Linked DNA regions of Mus musculus: region 1 is linked to region 2. A link is a loop called in an ENCODE intact Hi-C map of the cell type or tissue named here. Cell type or tissue: gastrocnemius. All regions are shown on one strand. Region 1 overlaps Myh10 (myosin, heavy polypeptide 10, non-muscle). Region 2 overlaps Gm40036 (a long non-coding RNA gene).

What was found. A loop is a pair of places that touch in the nucleus more often than their neighbours do. Peaks named below come from ENCODE experiments on the same cell type or tissue, not always from the same donor. Only the 100,000 strongest peaks of a DNase experiment are listed, where the experiment ranks them.
Region 1: it touches region 2 in a loop (2.9-fold over the local background); 10 of 42 quality-filtered maps call a loop at or near these places.

Annotation. Positions count from the first base shown.
Region 1 is chr11:68,721,548-68,726,547 of GRCm38, reverse strand. All of the region lies in intron 3 of Myh10 (myosin, heavy polypeptide 10, non-muscle), which reads right to left. Among named protein-coding and RNA genes, the nearest start is that of Myh10, 32 kb to the right of the region's middle. In gastrocnemius, a CTCF peak has its summit at 2,231 (motif pointing right); a DNase peak (open chromatin) is centred at 2,234.
Region 2 is chr11:68,564,575-68,569,574 of GRCm38, reverse strand. All of the region lies in intron 1 of Gm40036 (a long non-coding RNA gene), which reads right to left. Among named protein-coding and RNA genes, the nearest start is that of Gm40036, 4.8 kb to the right of the region's middle. In gastrocnemius, a CTCF peak has its summit at 2,969 (motif pointing left); DNase peaks (open chromatin) are centred at 2,953 and 3,357; H3K4me3 peaks cover 322 bases.

The sequences.
Region 1 (5,000 bases), 160 kb before region 2:
ATTTCTCCATGCACTCGTTCCCCTTTTTTCTTGCTCTCAAACAGAGCCTATTCTTAAGGTCCTTGAGAAAACAGAACATCTTCAAGTTTCTACCATGGACCACAGTGACCTGCCTGCCTAACCACTGACAATGTTCAAAGATCTGAGAGTGAAAAGGAGGAGGAAATGTGATAATAAATACTTTCAGCAAAGAGAAAGGATGGGCACAATTTATAGCTGTTGGGAAGCTGTTGAAAGCAAGGCAGCAGGTAGTGATTCAGGAGAGATGAAGGGATGGCAGGACTAGCCTTGGATGGCAACAGGCACAACAGGAGATGGCTTGTACATCTAGTGGGGACAATCAGCTTACTGGTGACTTCTAGTTTCTCAGAAATGAGAAATCACTTGGTATACGGGAAGCTGAAGGACACGTAAGGAGCCAGAGGTCTAAAGCACACAGGGCCCCCAAACTGTCATGACAGAGACTGTCAATCATCTCTCTCCAGGTAGAGCTGGCACGTTGTCCTAAGGGCAGAGTCACTTCAGTCATGAATTTCCAGCAAGGTCAGTCTGTTCACTTGTATGAACATGACTCCCAGAGAACCAGCAGCCCAAGTAAGAATGCCAAGAGGTACAGACAGCCCAATTCATTCAGCAGGAGAAGTCTGGCAAACAGGTGTAACAAAGGCAGGTATGAGAAGACCGATGCTAGGAGAGAGCATGAACCACACTGAGGGACAGCTACACAGGGACCCACAGGAAGCAAGCATAGATTTTAGTCTTCCTAGAAGGGCATTGTAATAGAATAGAATGAAAACCTGGTGATTCAATAAGATGAAAATGTCTGCAATGTCACCTCAGAAATTGGTGGCACAAGTTAGATGAAGCCTTTTCATGGTGGGAGGAGGTCATGTAAAACTCTGTGTCTCCTATCATAGGGTCACAACAAAGCTTGAAGAATGAGGGGAACCAAGAAGAGAGCTTTGAGGGGAGGGGGAAGGACATAGCTTTCCCAGGGTACAGAAGAAAAAGTTTAGTAGAGATATAAGAGAAGTTAAGGACAAAACTCCCATCTTCTAGAACACGGGGTTTCAATTGTAGGGTATCTTCAATGAGTGGGCTCAAATGATATTTTCAAGGAAAATGTCCAAGAACCAATTAAATCCTGGAAGAAAAATCAAGGCACACTGAGCAGAACATCTGGGTAAGCTGGCTCATCAGAGACTGGGAGTTACCTGAAGCAAAATGAAAAGGGAAGCAGGAAGATAAGGAGTTCAAAGCCATCCCTGGCTACACTGAGTGCAAGGACAACCTGGGCTCCATTAGCCTGCCAGGGAAGGAAGGAAGGAGAGGGGACAGCCAACACAGATTCAAATACAACTAAGCTACCCAGCAGAACGAGACATTTGGGTTTCATTCTAAGACTCCAAGAAAGCAGCATGCACTTAAATCGTTATGTACACCAAAAAGGAGCCTCTGAGGCCACTGTGCAGCTGGATCAGGAGCTCCGCAGCAGCGCTGGCCAAAGGAGACGGCGTCAGGAACAAGGGAAGGGGAGCCAGATGACAGAGAGCCGGTACAGAAGGTGGGCCGACTGACCTCAGAGGATTATATACACAGGGAGCCCTCGGTGCTTCGGCCTTTGGTTTCTGAGTCTCAGCACTACAAATGAGGTCTAATAGTAATGATTCCTGTCCATGAAGATCCTCTGACCTTGGCCTGTCTGTCACACTATGTAAGACGAGGTATATAACACCTCCCCGTTCAATATCCTGTCTGGCAGGTCTAAGTCTTTTCTTTAGCTCAGGTATATTTTTCCAAATTATCATTTCTATCATAGAACCTGAAGAAGACTCCATGTCTCCACCTCTCGCTCACAAGTTCCCTTGCGTCTTTCTTATTTGCATCTAGTCTTCAGAAAAACTGCTTTAGTCTCTGGCTGTGCCAATACTGCTGCCCCAAGCTTCTACTAAACGTGACTTTTTTACAATTGAATTCACAACCAAGAGCTTTGCTTCTGCCCATTCATTCAACAAATATTTATTGAGCAACTAGTATGTGCTAAGGACACTCTGCATTTTACTAACATGGTGTCCCTTAGACTCCAAACCTAAGGAAAAAAAAAAAACAAACAAGGTTTGTTTTTGTTGTTGTTTTTTAGATTTATTTATTTTTATTTTATATGTATAGATAAATGTTTTGCCTGTGTGTATGTGGGGCACCATGTGCATGCAGTGCCCATGGAGGCCAGAAGAGGGCATCAGATGCCCCAGAATTGTCAGCCACCATGTGGGTGCTGGGATTTGAACTTGGTTTCTTTGAAAGAGCAGTCAGCATTCTTAACCACTAAGCCACTTCTCTGGCCCTTATATTTCTTAAAAACAAAACCTTTTACCATTTCTGTCAGTAAATCTGATGTTGCAAAACATGTGCCCAGAATAGTTATACAAGACATAAAACTAGGATATTTAACTGATGGAAGAATCCAGAATTTTAAAAGATCTTGACAGACTAAATGGGGGACTGATTATAACATAAAAGTTGAGAGGTACCCTATGTTCTGAATTATCCACATGGTCCCCTCTGAGGCTCTCTGTCCACATGGTATATGGGCCTAACCTGATAGCCTGGTGTGAGTGTTACTGGCCCTCTCCCCTGTGTCCTGCAGTATATAAGCATCCCACGTGGTGTGGGTAAGAATGTTTCCAGTAGCCAGCCACCACGTGTGGACGCTCAAGCCCATGATAGGCATCCAGGGGATGGAACAGGAAGATTGTGAGTTTCAGGTCACCCTGGGCTACAAAGAGACCCGATTTCAAAACCAAAACACAGAAAATATGTCAGGTTTTTAATTCTATCTCACACTTTTAACAACCTACATGTTCTTGGTCAAGTTATTTAATTTCTTTGTGCCTCAGTATAATAGGAATAAATACAAATACATATTATAATTTAAAACACAAATTATTATGGCTAATAGCAATTTTCAATGAGTTGTCCTTTCTACATTAGTAACGATAACACTATCAACCTACATGTTCTTGGTCAAGTTATTTAATTTCTTTGTGCCTCAGTATAATAGGATAAATACAAATACATATTATAATTTAAAACACAAATTATTATGGCTAATAGCAATTTTCAATGAGTTGTCCTTTCTAGCATTAGTCACGATAACACTATCATATGCTCGCAGACCACATATTCCTCATATCTTCCTCTTCTGTATTTGTCAAGCTGACTTGGAAACCATTCACAAGACATATAGCATCTATTTTTGTAAGCTGGTATAGTAGAGCCAACTCTCCTTTCTGCCTGGGAAGATTTAAAATTTCAATGACTTTTCTCAGATGTACTTCTACCAGACTCATGTCACCCACCAACTTTGCAGGCACACAGCCTGCATCCTCACATATATGGGTAGGGATGCTAATTAGGACACATCCCTCTGGTACACACCTGAGCAGCCCAGGCAACTCACACATCTGTCAGCAGCTCCAGTACAACCTAGCAAGGGTCACACAGGGGGTTATAGGATGGTGTGAGCCTCAACTGTCTGACGAACTCTCCACTGTGCTTCTGTCTGCTGATAAGTCCAAACTAATAGTGCATCTGTATTCATATCGCTTTAAACTGATCTCAATACATTAAATAACAACAGGTTCTACACTCTTTCCTGGTATGCACACTATGCTCAGAAGACTGCAATATTTTCTCCTTTTAAAGGAAATTAGAATCATGTATAGGAGAGCCTATCCCCAGCCTATTCAACAGTTCTCCTGGGAACTTTCCTTCTCTATAGCAATCCAGGCATAGAGAGGCAACAGTGTCAGCTGAAACAAGGGCTCCCAGACTCAGTTAAAGGGGTACTCTTTGAATTCTCACCTCACAAGACACTCTATTAAAAAAAAAAAAGGCTTCCATAAATCATCGTCCAAAGTCAGGGTTCAAATGAAGGACTCAACAAATCTATAACTCATTTTGATCCAAACGTAAAAGCTTTTAATGTCAACCACCACACAATTCAACACATTCTAAAACTTTTCTCATCTCTTTATTTGCATTTAAACTAGAAGTAAGATTCTATAATGTGATGTGTCCATCTTTCCTTTACTCTTATTGGTTTCATATTTATCTAGAAGTACTACAGACTGAACCTAGGGCCTGTACATGCGAAGCAGGAAGCCTGCCTACCCCTTAGCTATATCCCCAACAGTGTCTCAGTAATTTACCCAGGCTGGCCTTGAACTTATTCTGTCTCCAGGCAGGTCTTGGTCTTATGTTCTTCCTATGCAGCTGGAATCACAGGCCTGCACTACAGGCTTGGTTAGATTTCATTCCATATTGCTTTGCAGCACTGGATATGGACTGAACCCTGGGCTTCACCATGCTAAGCTAATGCTCTACTGCTACACCCCGTCCCCATCCAGCCCTTTCCTATTGGTTTTAAAGCTGCATACCATGGAGTGTTATGTGTGCTAGCTTATGGTAGAATCGAACATGTACTGAAAACTTGATGCTTCCAAATATTAAAAAGTCCATGAAATATTGCTATGAAGCAGCGATTGTACTTTAGTTCCTATAAAAAACCTGCCTCATCAGCTGGGCGTGGTGGCGCACGCCTTTAATCTCAGCACTCGGGAGGCAGAGGCAGGCGGATTTCTGAGTTCGAGGCCAGCCTAGTCTACAGAGTGAGTTCCAGGTCAGCCAGGGCTACACAGAGAAACCCTGTCTCGAAAAACAAAACAAAACAACAAAAAACCAAAACAAAACAAAAAAGCAGCCTCATCATCCATTTTAATCATAAGTTAGTAATTTTCAACAATAAACACTTTATTGACTGACTGACTGACTGATGACTTGATTAAGACAAGCTTTCACTGTGTGACCCTAACAAGGAACTTGCTATGTGGACCAGGCTGGTCTCGAACTCAGAGATGCGCCTACCTCTCTCTTCCTTTTTAGTATCACCATGCCTGGCCCACTTTTTAAATTTTAAAAGAAATATTAAACCATTTTGT
Region 2 (5,000 bases):
AAGCACAGAGATTATAAGTAGCTGCTATGCAGGCATGTGGTGAGATGGCTCAGCAGTTAAGAGCATTTGTTCTTGCAAAGGACCCAGGTTTGATTTCCAACACCCACATGGTAGCTCACAACTCTTTGTAAAATCAGTTCCACTGTCCCTGACCTCCACAGGCACAAGGCACATATGTGGTCCACACAAATATATGTAGGAAACGCATTCACACACATAAAATAAGAATTAAAAATCTCTAAAAAAAAATCTAATAGTACATTGCTAGCAAGAGATCGTTTGAGCAAAATTAGAAAATTAAAAAGGTTTAAAACCTGGGCATATTTGGGGTGGGGGAGGGGAAGCTTCAGAATAGCAATAAAAACAGAATAAAATTAAAGATACGAATAGATAAAAGATAAAAAGAAACTTTGTAGATTAGTGCAGAATAACAAACCAAGGAGAAATAACCATAAACACAGATATACCGTATGATGTAGCAACAGGGTCTCAAGTTACATTCAGCAACAACCAATTACAATGGGAGAAATCCCTGTCCACAATTACGTAGCGCACCTTTTCCAGACTATGGCGAGTCAAGAAGTCTAAATATAGGTACATTAGTCAGTTTTCTCCAAACATCTGAGAACTTGCAAAGAGAGTTTTATTTGGCTCACAGTTTGGGGGCTGGAGTCCAGGGACAGAGTGCTGCCTCTGCTGAGCACACCCCACCCCACCCTGTGCAACTCCACAGTGGATGACACGGTGAGAATTTGTGTTTTGTGTCACACACACACACACACACACACACACACACACAGAGACACAGACACACACACACACAGAGACACACATAGGCAGAGACAGAGTCAGAAAAAGAGAAACAGACATACATGCATACACAGAGAGAGACATAGAGACACACACAGAGAGAGAGAGAGAGAGAGAGGAGACAGGGGGAGATAGAAGGTCAGGGAGCACCGAGGGGAGCTAATCTGACCTTTGACCTTTCACTATGTTTCATCTCTTAAAGGTTCCGTCCGTCACCTCTTGATATCACCAGATAGTGATCAAGCTTCCAGTTCTGAGCCCCTTGATAGACACACTCAAACTGGGTCTAGACCATGACAGCATGTAAGAAAGAACATTTGGATAATAGAATCGTATCATTATGCACATGCATTTTTTTTAGCTAACAGAGAAAATGTCCACAACCTACCAAAAAAAATTACAAAGAGCTGGCAATCTTTAACTATAGTTGAAGTATAATGGAATGAAGCAAAAAAAAAAAAAAAAAATTAAATAAAGAAAAAGAGCACTTAAAAAATTCTGTGCTCCTGAAAACTTGTTTGCCAGGAGTAATAGCTCAGGCCTTTAGTCCTAATACCTGGGAGGCAGAGGCAGATAGATCTCTGAGGGTACAAAGCCAGTCTGTTCTACAGAGTGAGTTCCGGGACAGCCGGGAATATGTAGAGAGACCCTGTCTCAAAACAAAACTGAACCCGAAACAAAACAAAAGCTCTGTGTTGTTCCTGGCCAAAGACTACTAAAAAAATAATTGTCTCTGAGTTAAAGAGGAAATGACAAAATGATTTGTATTAAGCCCCTTTATATTGCTAATAGTATAATATCACAGAGTGGATAAGTCAAAAAGGTTTATGTTGGTTAGCAGGTCTGCTGGTAAAAATGATGATGATGGTGGTGGTGGTGATGATGATGATGGTGGTGTGGTGGTGGTGGTGATGGTGTGTATAGTATATAGGGTGCTAATGCGCCATTCATGTGGAGGCTGGAAGTTAATTTTGTGGGCTCAGTTCACCCTTCCCACCCTTATGTAGGTTCCAGGCATTAAGCTCAGGTCCACAGGCTTCCGCAAGCAAGTGCTTTTGTGTGCAGAGCAGTCTTTCCCACCTGAGAGAGTTCCCGTTCTCAGGGTGGAGCCAGTACAGCCCATTGCTTGTGTGGGTGTGTCATCTGCCCATCTCTCTGTGTCTCTCTGTGTCTCTGTCTCTCTCTGTATGTCTGCCCCTCTCCTCTATCTCTGTCTCTTTTTAAGGCCACCATGGGAAAGTCACGTCGATAATGTTACGGAATCCTAATGACCTCTGTAAGGTCTCACCTCCAAACACCACAGTTAGATTAAGTTCCCACCTTCTCAGTATCCCACAGTATCCCACGACCGCACTTCATCCCAAGGTGAGTTTTGAAGAGTACAAACCTTATTCGAGCCCTAGCGCAGGCTGCTCTGTTCTGCTTCTTCATACAGTCCGCACATTAGACTCTGACCACACACCTCTGCGCTTTGCCGTGTGCCCTTTCTCTCTGCTGACTGCCTTTACCCACCGAGCCATCTCACCCATGCCCAAAGCAGGGGATTTTAATTCAATGAGAGCAGAGACTCTTGGATTTTCTTCAACTTGTTTGGCATCAAATCGCATCTTCCCCACTTCATAGAGGCTCCAGTGAACACTTAGTGAATCGGACTCATAAACACCACGAAGCCCCTTTGAAATCACTCACACCAAAAGCTGGGGAGAGTGAGAAACTTGTCGGAGGGGAGGGGCCTGAGGAGCAGGTAGCCAGCATCTGCGAAACTGGCTTATTATTTGTGACTCTGACCTCATGTGGCCCCTCAACCATCCTAGGAAACGCAAGGGATTCATACTGTCATTTCTCCTGTTTCAGAGTGAAAGCCGCGTCAGGGTAACCTGTGTTCTCAGGAAGCGATACCCACGTTTACTCAGAGCTGGTGCGACCTGTTTCTTGCTGGCCAATGCTAGCGAGAATCTGCGTTGCGGATTTTCAGATCCCTCTCTTTGACTTGTTTCCTGCCTCTAAAAAAATCTAACTCGACGCTTCATCTCATGTTTTCCTATTCTTGCAGCCTCGGAGAGCTGATGGGCTACGGGGCCGCCTGGCATCATCGTCTGCTGGAGCTTTGGGAAGGGCATGAGACCAGGTTACTGGAGGAAGTGGAATCCTAGTATGTTTGGTGCCCCCTAGTGGACTGCTTCCAACCCTCTGGCCCAGCTTCTCTCTCTCTCTCTCTCTCTCTCTCTCTCTCTCTCTCTCTCTCTCTCTCTCTCTCTCTCTCTCTTCCTGCCCTCATTCCCTTTAGACCCTTTTCAACAGTTTATACACTCTGACTTCTAGGGGAGAGGTAGAAAATGGTTCTTCAGGCTTAAGAGGATGGTACCATCCCTTGCAAAGAGCAGAGAGTTGCAGATGCTCGAGGCTGCTGTCTGTGGGGGTTGGTTGACCTGGGGAAAACGTTACTGGGTGCCATAGAACCCTCACGCCTATGGTGCCTACCAGGCCCCTGAACTGGAGTCACATACATACAAAAGCATCAACTCCTGTAGGTTATTCCTCAGACTCAGACACCACCAGCGGGGCCCCTGCCTTGAGGACAAACCGCTTGGCCAGTAGACTGGGCATGGGGCCCCGTGTGCCTACTGGGCATGGAACCAGAGACTTGGTGCCAGGTTAGAAGAACAGAAATGAATTTTTTTCTTTTTGTTTATGTGTATGAGTGTGTGTGCACTAGGTGTGTGCAGGTGCCCATGGAAGTCAGAAGGTATAGCATTCGTTCCCTAAAGCTAGTGTCACAGGCCTGAACTGGCCAGGGTGGATGCTTGGAACTAAACTATGGTCCTCTAGAAAAGGGAAAAGTGCTCTCAGCCACTGAGCCATCTCTCCAGCCACTGTTGTACCTATAATTTTATGATCTGTGCATTGCTCTCAGATCTGGTACTGACAGCTTTGTGATCTCCCCATCTCATGGACACATGATTGCTGAAACCTTTTTTTTTTTTTAACTGTTTGTTTCATTATTTAGTCAACAGCCAGAGAGACATTCTGATTGTATCTGTGGGACTCATTTCTGTCAACATCGCAACATTGTTGCTCTTTAGTACTTTCCCTCTTTCTGGATGCAGTGCCTTCTCTCGTGGACATGCCATGGTCACTCCAAAACAGATCTCAGTGCTCAGCATCCTGTGTAGCTCCAGTTCACCATTTACAACACAACCCTCAGGAGAGCGTCAAAAACTAGAGGAAGGCCGAAGGAAGGCTGTGGGCTTTGCTGGGTCATATGTACGTCCAAGCCATGGATCTACTATTTAATTATTACGATCCTGGGCAACTCGGTCAGCTCATTTCTGCGAGCTCTGGTTTATTGTAATTGAACATCGCTTTAGGGAATTGCAAACATGACTGCATGTGGATATCTGGCACAGAGGCAAAGTTCAACCAGTATGCACCCCTCCTTTCCTTCTTTGGCATACAGGATGTTCACATCTGCCCAGCCTTATTTTATTTTTTTATGATTCCTCATATGAAATCAACCCCCACACAAGCTATCCCTGCTGTGGTCCTACCCCACCTAACCGCTCCTTGCCCAGAGTAGTCTCTCACTATCTAAATTAGTTTAGCATAGCAGTTGAGAGTATGGACCTCCCAGGTCGGACAGATATGATTTGAACTTTTACCTTTCTGAAGTTCAGCCATGTCACTCATGACATGAGGGTATAGTAATAGCTCACTTCATAAATTTGGTGTTCTGACTAAATGAGAGGACCTTTGTCAAGTTCTTAGTACAATGTCAGGGAGGTTTGCTAGCCTGGGAGCCCAGATTTGCCCTGAAGCACCAGGCCACCCAGAACCTGCTAACTTCGGTATTTCCCAAACATCTCCTAGGGAGTACCGTTTCTGCAAACGTTGTCAGGCAGTGATACACAGGGATTGGCTAAGATCAAACAGAGCTAAGTAGGTCTGTTAACTACAGAGCTCCCGAGAGCCCCGGGTTGCTAATAAGCGGTGTATGTCTCTAAGAGGTGGCAATAACTGTCATCATTTTCGAAAGCTGTGGGGCTGCAGAAGCCTTTGACCACTTTCCCTAACACTCCACCCACCCCACTAGGATTGCCCAGTCTACAAAACCCACTCCAAATAAACGTGAGTGGAACAGCTCATGGCTCGCTAGGTACTTACTCTCTGCTTCGCCAGAATCATGACTGTCA